Linked DNA regions of Mus musculus: region 2 is linked to region 1. A link is a contact called in ENCODE Hi-C data. All regions are on one chromosome and are shown on one strand. The core of a region is the stretch at or near the end of the contact, and the rest is flanking DNA. Distances in the headings are between cores, read along the strand shown.

Region 1 (5,717 bases), core at 3,204-5,703:
TCTGGGATGGTCACTGTGTCCAGTGTCTGTCCAGTGTGTCCTTCCTGCCTGTCCTACATGGCCTTGGTTTCCATAGATTTACAGTTAGTTTTGAGAATGTTGTTCTTTTTTTTTTTCAGAATTATCTTGACTTTTCTAGCTCTTTTGGACTTTAGTGTTAATTTTGGAATTAGCTGATCGATCTTTATGGACTCAAGGGGATTTCAGGCTGTGACTGTGTGAAATCTACAGAACAAATTTTGGGAATAGACATTTTGGAGTGTTCTAGTTCTATTTATTTAAATCTTTGCTTTCATCAATGCATTGCACTTTATAGCATCCAGATCTTCAGAAATTTCGCTCGATTTACACCAAAGCTCTTCATTTCCTGGTGCTGTTGCAAGCATATGCAGGGCGTCTTCTTCTGCAGCTGCTTTTGTTAACTGGAGGGGAGAGGAAGGAGGAGTACTGGAGAGCAAATCAGGATGCACTCCTGCCAAGCAGGTGCCTCCGAGGCAGCAGTATCCTCAGCTCTCTTCCGTTACATTGAAGACATGAATGTCATGTTTTGTTTTAGCATTTGAACTGTGATGTACCTAGATGTAGTCCATATATTCAGACTGCATTATTTACAAATACAAATATATTAGTAACAACGCAACTAAGAACGTAAGAATTGCTAATTATTCATTGATATGCTGGAATGATGTGGAATATATATTAAACTGAAACAGATTAAGCATATATGACGGTTTTTCTAGTAAAAAGTAGAACATTTTTATATGTACATTTGAAAAATTAAAAACAATTGTATATGAAACATTGTTTTAATAGTTATTTATTTAAGTCTTTTTCCTCTAGAAATTGCTGGTTTGGGTTTTTCTGTTTGTTTGTTTGTTTGTTTGTTTGTTTGTTTTTGTTGAGACAGGGTTTCTCTGTATAGCCCTGGCTGTCCTGGAACTCACTTTGTAGACAAGGCTGGCCTTGAACTCAGAAGTCCGCCTGCCTCTGCCTTCCAAGTGCCGGGATTAAAGGCGTGCACCACCATGCCCGGTGGCAGGCAGATTTCTGAGGCCAGCCTGGTCTAAAGAGTGAATTCCAGGACAGCCTGGACAGCTATACAGAGAAACCATATCTCAAAAAAAAAAAATTAAGAGCTTTATTGAATTGTATTTTACCCACCATGTTACATGGATGCTAACAAGGGATATAGGTAACATCATCAATGAAGATAACCAAAGACTTTTCTAAATGGGCAGAATGTACAATTCTAGTTTTGAGGATATCCATAGTTATGCAATCTGAAATACAATGTATTTTAGTTTATTCCCCCACCTCCAATGCACATGCTTTTTAGGAGTCATTGCCTATATTTTCTTTCTCCCTATCCCCAGTTCTATACAAATCATTAGTCAACTTTCTTTATGTGTTTGTTTGTTGTGAGCATTTTATATAAAGGCAATCGTGCAGTAGTTCGGGTTTTTCTGACTGCCTTCTTGCACTTAGAATCATGTTTTTCAAAGTTTGCCCATAGTGGGTCATGTATCACAACTTTGTTTCTTTGCATTGCCAAGTAACATTCAAATGTTACTATTTTTATATCATTGTTAACTTTATGGTAAATAACCCTGCAGGCAAGTCTCTAAGGATTGACTCCCTAACACAGAATGAGTGGGTCAAAGATGACAAATCTCGCTACATCATAGTTTTATCTACATAGTACAGAAAATTACATACATTGTAATTACCAAAAAGCAAACAAGTACTAAATAGCCTCATTGTGCTCCCTTCTCTATCTCCTTCCTTAGAGTCAGATATTCCGTCTTCTATCCCTAGAGACAGCCACAATCCCATGTTTGTTACAAGTCTTTTAGTTCATCTTTAGAAGGTACCTCCTGACCTCATATACGTATATAACACACAAACATTTCAAGATGTTTCAAATTTGATGTTGTTTGATGGTTACTAACAGCGTCAATGCAATGAAACACAAATCCCCGTATGCATTATTAAGCAGAACAAAAACTAATTATATAACTCTATCCTTCCTATCAATATTCATGCCATATAAATAAGTCATTGTAACAGAAGCTCTGTATCCCAAGAAGTAAATCTAATAGTTAGCCTAATAATTCATAGCATGGCCTCAGGATAATAGGGCTTTGTTTTTCAGGTGGCTATTTTAATTCAAAGAGGGTACATGGAATTCATTTCAATGAGCCACCGATTCACTGTGAGGCCAAAACATTTCAATTTGAGACTCTCAAACTCCCCAGACATCATACTGTTGTTGGAATTGACAATTCTATCAGCCATTTAAAAGAGTGGAGATTTGTAAACCAATCTAAATATCAACAGGACATCCTGCTTCCCTGTGATGGAGCTGGAGAAGGTACTTCTGGTTCCTTGGGTTTGGTCATAGGCTAACAAGCTTCATGGCTGCCTTACAAAGCTAGGTAGTTATTTCTGATCACTTGAATCTCCTCTCTCTCTCTCTCTGTGTGTGTGTGTGTGTGTGTGTGTTTCTAGAAATAAATTATCATTCATTTCACAAAACACCTGGTGGCAGCCCATCCTCATATGGTCATGCAATTGGCTAAAAACTCGCATATCTCCTACCTTTCAAGTCCTAGGACTAAAAAGGTAACCCCAGGAGAAAGACCATGTGGTTATCTTTTGGGATCATTGAAGGAGCTCTAACTACCCCAGGCATGTTAACATGTCAAGCATGGCTCTGGCAAGCCTTGCCCTTCTCTTCTATTCCCCCTGTCTTGGCTAAAAACCATTAGATTACATTGCTAAAACTAACCATCAAAATCTATTCCCTTATTTGGCCACTCCCTCCTCCTGAGGCTGACTACCAAGGTTCAGCAATCTAAGTGTTGAAGTCCGGGAAACAAAAGCCCCTTTGACTCACCTAATTAACATGCCCAATTAAAATTAAACACCTCATCCTAACATAGGGTTTCTCCCCTTACCTTATATAAACCACCATTTTCCTATGGGCCATGTCTGGCTCCCATCTAGAGGCTGTCCTTTGTCTTTCTAGGACAAATACCATGTCCCCTCCTCCCTTGTTCCCTTTTCCTTCTCCCTCATCCTCTATCTCCTGTCTTTGTTTCTTACTCCTTGACCTTTGTCCTTTTGGGGCAAATCTTTGGGCAGAGAACTTGGTCTTGTGTGTCCTGAGCCTATACCAATCTTTATGATCATCACTGTAGCTGACTGGAAAATATTTTGAACTTATGAAACATTCTTATGAAACATTCCAGGAAGGACCAAATAGCAAAATCCCCACACTGAAATAATTTCATAAAGTTCCATCTTTCATTCTTTTTACTTAGAAATCCACACTGCCACCTCAGGCCACCCGAACAGTTAAACTATGCATTCTAAACCACTGCCATTTCTTAAAAGGGAATAGCCGATTCTGATTTTTCAACGGTCACCACGAGATGGTATGAATAATGAGTACCAGAAAGATACTGGTAATAGGATCTATGGGAATATCAATACACGTCTCCTGGCAGGGCCACTACCAGCCGAGTTGGGGCGTTTGCCTAAATTGAGACGCAAGGAATGAAGAGCTGGTGTTCTATATGAGTTTAGAGAGGATGAAGAAAACGAGGGCTGTGCAGAAGGCTCACTTAACCCGGATTTATCTGGAGCGCTTAATGATTGGAATAAAGAACTGTGCTTTTCTCAACTTGTTATTAGCAACCATAACACCTGTAATCATAAAAAACAAAAAATCCTCTGCGCAGAGCAGGCGGCATACCTATCCATTCGGTCCACCTTATTGGAGGTGGACCGGATGGATTGTGGGGCCTTAGCGCATGCTAGACAAGCACTTCTATTTTTTAGATTTGATGTTGTGGTCAAATTCCTCTCCCTGTTCAATTTTTTAAATTCTAAAAGAGTATGCTTTATTATTTCCATTCTTTAGACCAATTCCAGAGCTTGGGAGAGTCAAGCAAATGTTAGGAGAACTAGAGTTGGAGAATGCAAGCCTGCCTAGATATGTTTGCCCAGGTCTACCCCAGAGTTGGGTGTAAATGCCACCGAGGGTCCTTAAGAGAGGCAAGGACTGTCTTCAGTCCTTACACAGGAGGCTCCCTGTCATGCAACAAAGTGACCTTGGGTATTCAGAGTGCAGTGCCAGCCTCCCCAAGATGCAAGATCCTCCCACCGGAACCAGATGACCTTCCCTGCAGTTCTGGCCTGGTGAGGCACTTGGAGGCAGGGCCCAGGTTCTGACTCTGGCCTCTTCACACACGCTGGAACTGCGATCAGACTGCCACGCCCCCATCACCTCTTCTCTCTCTCTCTCTCTCTCTCTCTCTCTCTCTCTCTCTCTCTCTCTCTCTCTCTCTCTCTCTCTCTCCCTCCCTCCCTCCCTCCCTCCCTCCCTCCCTCAGACTGCTACCCACTACCCCCTACTCCTCAAGACTGCGGTGACTCAATTAGCCAGACAGACTGCAAACATGCACTTGCTTGGTGGACAGGTGCATGGTGTAGAACAGAGGGTTTTCCAGCCCTGGCTCCAATGAGCAGTGACTGAGAACTAGGATAGGAGCCTGGTCCTCTGGGGTCCGTCCGGTCCTGCTCAGATCCGCTGTCCAGCTCTAGGGTGGCGGACCTGGGGAACCCGGGTCGAGTCTCCATGGTGCGCGCCTCGGGTGGAAAGCCTGGCGCAGCGGCGGCCTTAGCAGAACCGCATACAGCCACCTGGGAGGATCGCAGGCGCCCCAGGGCCGTGACACTTCACCCGCCTCCAGCGGCCCACGCCCCTACCGGGCCAGGCGCCCAGACCCGCCCGCCGCAGGTGGGGCAGCCAGGGCCCGCGAGTAGGTGCGTGGGATGATCTCACCGCGTGCGGCGCGCCAGGAGGAGGAGGAGCGGGAGCGATCCCAACTTCCGGGTAGTGCAGCCGCACGCCGCGCCACCGGCATCTTGCTTTCTGCTCCCCCTCCCCCGTGTCCCCCTCGCCTCTCCCTCCTTGCCTTTTATCCCCAGCCCCACCCGCCAAAATGAACAGCTCGGACGAGGAGAAGCAGCTGCAGCTCATCACCAGCTTGAAGGAGCAAGGTAGGTGGGCCGGCTGCCGCAGGTGCCCAGCAGCGGCCTCGGGCGGGACAGCTCTGGGCGCAGCCGCAGGTGCCAGCCGTGGCCAAGGGACCGTGAGGCCGCCGCGGTCACCCCGCATCCCCAAGCGCCATGGGGTGCAGCGCCCTGGGCGGAGGAGCTGCAGCGTCTTCCCGCAGTGGGATCGCGCGCCCTGCAGGACTAGGGCGCGCGACCCGGGCAAAGGGACACGCGTCGGGCGTGGACAGGGTCAGGGCACGCACCTCAGTCCACGCGGGAGTAGCGAGCCGGGTAGGGTAGGATCGCTGGGCGCCGGGTAGTGGCTCAGTTGGCCTGGCTCCTAGCTGAGGCCGCACCCTTGCACACTTTGGCGTTCCTGGGCCTGCAGCGTTCCCTTCTTTTGGGTTCGGTCTAGTTCCTTTTTCTTTACCCAGCTGGGATTTTTCAGGGAACCGATGTGTTCTTATCACTTCCCATTTTTAGCAATTTATTAGTCAGTGAGTCGACACCCTGCCTGTGTGGGGCTTAATGAGGAAGCGGGGCTGGGGCTGGAAATCCAGGCCGTTTTGCATGCTTTTCTCTACCGCTTGGTAGCTAATGATTGCCATCAGAACATTTGTGAACAAAGCAAGATCCTAGAGACAGTTAATCTG
Region 2 (5,953 bases), core at 3,382-5,881, 94 kb before region 1:
ATAAAATAAATAAATAAATCTTTTTTTAAAAAAAGACAGGGTCTTTTTCTGACCTGCAATTAAAAAAAAATAAAATAAATGAACCTATAGAGTTACTGAGCAGTATCACTGTAAAATTTTTTTAATTGAATGCTTCATACTTAAGCTATTAATTCATTACTGACAAAACTTAGTTCCTTGATACAATGTGCAAGGCTAAGAAGTGGAATTCAATGGAACCAATTGCTTCACATGTAAATAAACGAATCCAGAGTTGGGCTTACTGCACACTTAAGGCTGGTCCTTAAGAGGAAAGAGGACAGAAATACCTGGATGGAGGGTTACATTCTCCATTTGTGGTTCATTTATTTTTCTATTTATTTTTCTATGAGTCTATTACCTCAATGACTTCCTGCAGGATGGGAACATTAGTAACTAGACACGATCAGGCTCTTCTTCACCTCTCACAACTTTGCAGATGAAAGTTTGTGCAAATGCCAGTTATCCTGGTTGTTAATTATATTGAGAACCCTACTCACAGAAAGACTTCCTTTCTGCTTGCCTCATCTTTTCTGATGCTGTGAACTTTTACCTCCTATTTCTTCTGGAAATAAAAAGGGCCGAGGGGTGCTCAGCACCATCTTCACCCTGCTTTCTAATGCACTGAGTGAGAGAACATGGGCAGAGGCACAGACTATGAAAGGCATCCCCGTGGCTCAGGTCAAAGAATATTTAATTCATTTCTGCAGCATCATCTCACCCTGTCCCAAAGAGTGCATTCTCTTGCCAACTCTACAAAGCTTGGACAGAGATGAGAATGCAGCTTTGAGTCTGGGGTGGGGAGAACCAGGACTGCAGCCCAGAGGGCCCCCCCACCCCGCCCCACTCCACTTGCTAACTAGTTGTCTAATCCTTAATAAGTTGCTTTGTCTTTCTCGGCTCATTTTCCTCATCTGTCAAGTCAAATGAAGGTTCTGGAATGGATGATCTCTAAAAATCCTTCCAGCTCTACAGTTCTATTCTGGGTCTCTCTGCACCTGCAGACAGACATGTGGGGGCAGGAAGGGCACTGGGAGGGAGAAGAATGTAAGCAGGGGAGTAAAACACTTTCACCTGGAGCAGCCCTATGTCCTCATGTGTGCTGCACAGAACAAGCTTGTCGCAGATTATTCAAATAATTGAGCGGGTCCCCCTCCCCTTTCTTTTGCCAATGGACACACAGCTTTCATTTGGCTGGGAGCAGCAGCTGCTTTTCTGAAATTTCCATCCAGGGCTTCCATCCTCCACTGTGTCCTCTGGGAAACCTGTCATGGTTTTTCTGGATGGATGCCCGCAGAATTTTAAACCAGAGAGAGAGAGAGAGAGAGAGAGAGAGAGGAGTCAGAGTAGAGAGAAAAGGGGAGAGAAGGAGGTAGGAGGCACAGAGCACTATACATAACAAAAAGCAAGTGTAGTTGGTAGTTATGATTGACTTTTATTTAATTTTGTTATGTCAAGTGCCTGGAGCCTAGATGGGCATCTGGCAACAGTGTCTTTCTCGTACTTCCAAAATGCAGCTCTGATTAAAGCCAGTGAGTTCACATAGCTGATTGGTTTGTTCTAGATCATGTAGAAGACAGCTTGCATGTGTTTCGCTGAAGACCTCCTGGGTGCTACATCGCTTTTGACATTTCCAGACCTTGATAAATCTCTATATCATCAAACCAGATAGAGAGTCCCAATGTCTTCCTTTCTCAAGAAAGCATTTGTAGATTCAATAAGCATTGAATGGTGGTGTGTCTCTGCCCTCAGAACTAAGAGTCTCCCAACTTTAAACGGTACAATTTTTCCAACAAAGTTGTTAGAAAGATTCGCCCCCAGCCAGTAGAAATGTGAAATCCTGAACTTTGATCCCAGACAGTCATCAGACAACTTTAAGACACAGAGAACTGGATTTTGTTCACCCCAAATCAGGTCGGTGCAGGATGATGCTTCTAGGAAATGCTCCTGGCTAGTAATAAATAGCATGGCCAGAAGCAAGATTTTATGTTTCTACATCCATCTCATGTCATTTGGGCATGAAGTGAAAACAAATGTCAAATACTCAAAATGTTTTAGTATTAACATTAAGGTCATAGCCATGTGTTTCTTTGAGCACTCTGCATCCCTTGGGGATTCCCGGGAAACTCAAAGCAGGGAGTAGCTGGGAACTAAGTCAGAGCCGACCTGGAATACTGACTTCTGAGGTTAGCCAGAGAGAAGTTCAAATTCTGTATTCACTAATCTGAGGTTTGGACAAGTAATTGAAAGTAATTTGACAAGAACTGAGTCCTCTACTCATTTAGCTCTAAACTGGGATGTTACCTTCCCAAGAAAGGGGTTAAGAATATTAAATGTATTTAGACACCCAATATGGGAGTGCTCAAAACAAACAATCAGCTGCTCCAGGGTTCAAATGAAGGGGCAGGGCCAGCTCCCAAGAAATCTGAAATGGTGAGCTGGCCACTTTTATTTTTTAAAAAGACTTCCTTCCAGGCCTTTGACTTCTCGTGTAGTAGGTGTCCTCCCGGTAACTAGGAGGCTGCAGAGTCCCAAGGCCTAGGGGCCTGAACCATCTAAGATGGTCGATTTCTATCTGGACTGTTGTTGGGGTCTCAATAATTCTTCAAGGTTTTTAAAGTCAGAGTGGGGACTCCCACTTGCCGCTAAGCAGGAGTCCGGACACTTCACGCAGGTTATTCCGTTCTGCCTACCGCCTGGTGTGTGTGTGTGTGTGTGTGTGTGTGTGTGTGTGTGTGTGTGTGTTTGGGCTGGAATTCCGGACCTGCACCCGGAGCAGTACTCCCGACGGATCTCAGCAAGGGCACCCATCCGAAGCCTCAGGAATCCTCCTTCACAGGTGTAGTCGTTGGGGCCAAGGCAGTGGGCGTACCGCACTTCTCCAGTCGGCCGGCTAGCTCGCCAAGGAGAGACCCTTTTCTTCTTTCCGCTTCCTTGCGTTCCTGTGGGGTAGAAGTTCTAGGCACTTGCGGGCCGGGTCTCACAGAGGCGTCCCGCCTGAGGACAGCTCCCGCAGAGATCTATATCTTTGGGCTCTCAATCTGTCCCCGGGATACTCCCCGCTCAGTGAACATCACTCAACATAATCACCCCAAGTATCCCCAATCATATAAAGTCAACTCCCCAAGGTCTGCCTGAGTGCCACAGAAACCTTGGGAACAGACCAAACGCGATTGCTCCTAAGAGACCGGCCGGAGGTGGCTTGGAGAGGAGCGTTGTTACCCGGCTCGGCCCACCCCCTCCACGTTCAGCAGTCTCGAGGGACCGCGGTGGTGGCCGGGAGGTGACAGCCGGACTGTGGGGCGGGCGCAGAGCCCCTCGGAGGCCGCCACACACACTCGCTGTCCTCCCCACTCACTTTGTGCCTCCCACCCTCTCGCCCAGACCCCCGCCCCTCCCCCGCCCGCCTCCGCCCCATTCTTGGAATTGTGTGGAAAAATTCTCAGCCAAACCTCCCACCTCTCCTCGCCTCCCCCCCCCCACTCCCTTTTAAAAACCCCCTTTCCTCCGCGGCCCCTGCACTCTTTGTGAATGAGGGCCGGGAACACGGCCCTTCCCCCGCCCAGGAGCCACGCCAGACCGCCGCACTCAGAGGACTGTTTGTTAATAGTCCAATTAGATAATTGCCATCTTTCACTCCTTTTGCTCCGCATTTCCCATAAAGGAATGAATGGGGAGAGCGGCGTGGAGAGGGCTTCTGCCCCGGCAAGGTGACGAGAAGGGCTGGAGCAAGCTCCTTGCACAAGGCCATGCGCTTGAATTGAATCATTGTGGCCTAATCAATGCTGTTATTGGATTACTGGCTGTTGCTTTTCTCAAAGACATTGTAGCAAGACAATGAAATAGCTAGGGGGAAACTTTTTTTTTGAAGCAGATCTCACAGTTGAGATTTTTTGCTCTCTCTCTCTCTCTCTCTCTCTCTCTCTCTCTCTCTCTCGTATTCCTCCCTCCCTCTACCCCCCCCCCCCCACTCTGAGTACAAAGCTGCCCTTTGAATGGGCTGCCTCAGGGCCGCTGGAGGTGCAGGCATGAAAAAAATCCAACTGGGGCTACAGGAAGAGGGGCGGCAGTTTAAGATGGCTGTCAACGTCGAGGTGTGTTAAGGAGTCGCTTGGGGAGAAAGCTTGGCTTTTTTGGAGTGTGGGGGAGAGACTTTAGGGGGAAACTTTTCTCCTCCCCCCTTCTTTCCCCACCCAGAGGCAACTGCTTTCTATAGCTACAGGGACTGAGGGGGTAACCCCCCCCCATCTGGCTCTATCTGGAGAGTCTAGAGGAACCCCCCTTTAGCCAGTATGTGAGCAGGACGGTCAAAGGCAAAGAGAAAGTTAATAATGCCTGCTAATGGTGTTAGCAATTCAGGATGAATCTTGTCAAAAGTTTTTCTGGAAGTGTGGGTCTTTGATTGTGTTTCCCGAAAGCAAGACCAATCATTTCCGTTTATTCACTGGCTAAACCCCTACTTGATTGGGGACAAGGACAGAAACCATCCATTACGATCTGATATATTATCCAAACAATTTAGTGTATTCGTGAGGTAACTGAAACGTGGGGGCTGCGAAATTACCCGTAATCAATTGCAACAGCGAGTGTGCGTCCCCCCCGGGTGTCGGACAACCACAACTCGGCCGTCTCAGTAACAGGCGGAGCCGCAGCGTTTCGGAGTTGCGCTGTTCGCTACCTGATCGCCAGGCTGGGGACACTGGACGTGCTCAAAGGACGCGGGCGCTGACGAGGCGGCCTCGCCACCGGGATCCTGGACAAGACCCGCCGCCTCTCTACCAGCGCGCCACTCTCCTGTCTGCGCTGACCCTCCGCGGCCGCCGAAGCCACCCCGCGGGGACATTCATTCTGGCGGGCGACCGAGCTTAGGTGCTGCGTTGTAGGGGTTTTGTCCCCTTTTGCTTCTTCTTTTCCCACCCTCCTTCTTTTCTGTGTTTTTTTGTTTTTGTTGTTGTTTTCTTTCTTTCTTTCTTTTTGCCTATGTTCGGGAAACCAGACAAAATGGACGTCCGGTGCCACTCGGACACCGAGGCCGCCAGGGTCTCGAAGAACGCGCACAAGGAGAGCCGGGAGATCAAGGGCGCCGAGGGGAGCCTTCCGGCCGCCTTCCTCAAGGAGCCGCAGGGCGCCTTTTCCGGGTCTGGCGCTTCGGAAGATTGTAACAAAAGTAAATCCAATTCCTCAGCGGACCCAGATTACTGTCGCCGGATCCTAGTCCGAGGTAGGGATGGGCAGGGCTTTGGAACGCGTTCTTTTCGGGGTAATTCCCCTGCCGCAGCTTCGCGTCGCTGCTTAGGGCTGGCGAGGACTTGGGAGAAAGTTGTTGTTGGCCCTTTTCTTTCTTGGGTCCGGTCGGTCGCGGGGACCTGTGCCTGGGGCTCCTCTCAAAGCGCTCTTTCTGGGCCCTAGCAGTCCGGAGGGGCCCCGCAGCACGGTTGCGGGAAGGAATCCAGACCGTGACTGTGGACCGGCCACCAAGCTGGGGCTCGGACCCAGCTCCTCCAGGGGAACGTGCGCGCGTCCTCCGGCCTGCAGGCGTGTGTGCCATGGAGGGCAGAGCGCACCCGATGGAGCAGTGGGCTAGGACCCGTAGCCTCCCGCCGCTGGCCAGAGCCAGCCAGTTAGCTGGTAGGGCTGAGGGCCCTGGCGCTGCGCTCCTGGCCTGGCTGCAGTGGCCTAGAGAGATCGCCGACCTGCGTCGCAGGTCTGCGAATGCCGCCTCTTTGCTTCGCTCGTCCTCGCTCAAGGAGCGGTGTGCGCTCCTCCCGGGCACTGGTGGCGCTGAGGCCCAGCTTCAGCCGGCGCCGCCCCCGCTAGCTGTTAGCCAGGCCCCGCAAGCCGACATTCAGTCCCTCCTCCTTCTGCTGTCTGGACTGAAGCGGGCCGGAGACCCGGGGTAAGGGTGGGGACCACAGGAGTGCAGGCTGCCCTGCAA

The links. Hi-C counts contacts between places; a loop is a spot of excess contacts on that map.
Region 2: a loop to region 1 is called in a map of left cerebral cortex, with 1.8 times the contacts of the local background. The contact joins the promoter of Vax1 here to the promoter of Shtn1 in region 1. A Hi-C loop is called at or near these places in 1 of 37 maps with a recorded cell type or tissue (left cerebral cortex).

Annotation. Positions count from the first base shown.
Region 1 is chr19:59,074,805-59,080,521 of GRCm38, reverse strand. Shtn1 (shootin 1) reads left to right here and starts at 4,453. Exons shown (of 17, transcript NM_001114312.1): 1 at 4,453-5,067. The coding sequence starts at 5,010.
Region 2 is chr19:59,169,075-59,175,027 of GRCm38, reverse strand. Vax1 (ventral anterior homeobox 1) reads left to right here and starts at 4,631. Exons shown (of 3, transcript NM_009501.3): 1 at 4,631-5,239. The coding sequence starts at 4,999. 4930442E04Rik (RIKEN cDNA 4930442E04 gene) reads right to left here and starts at 3,247. Exons shown (of 2, transcript NR_167767.1): 1 at 2,783-3,247; 2 at 1,434-1,669.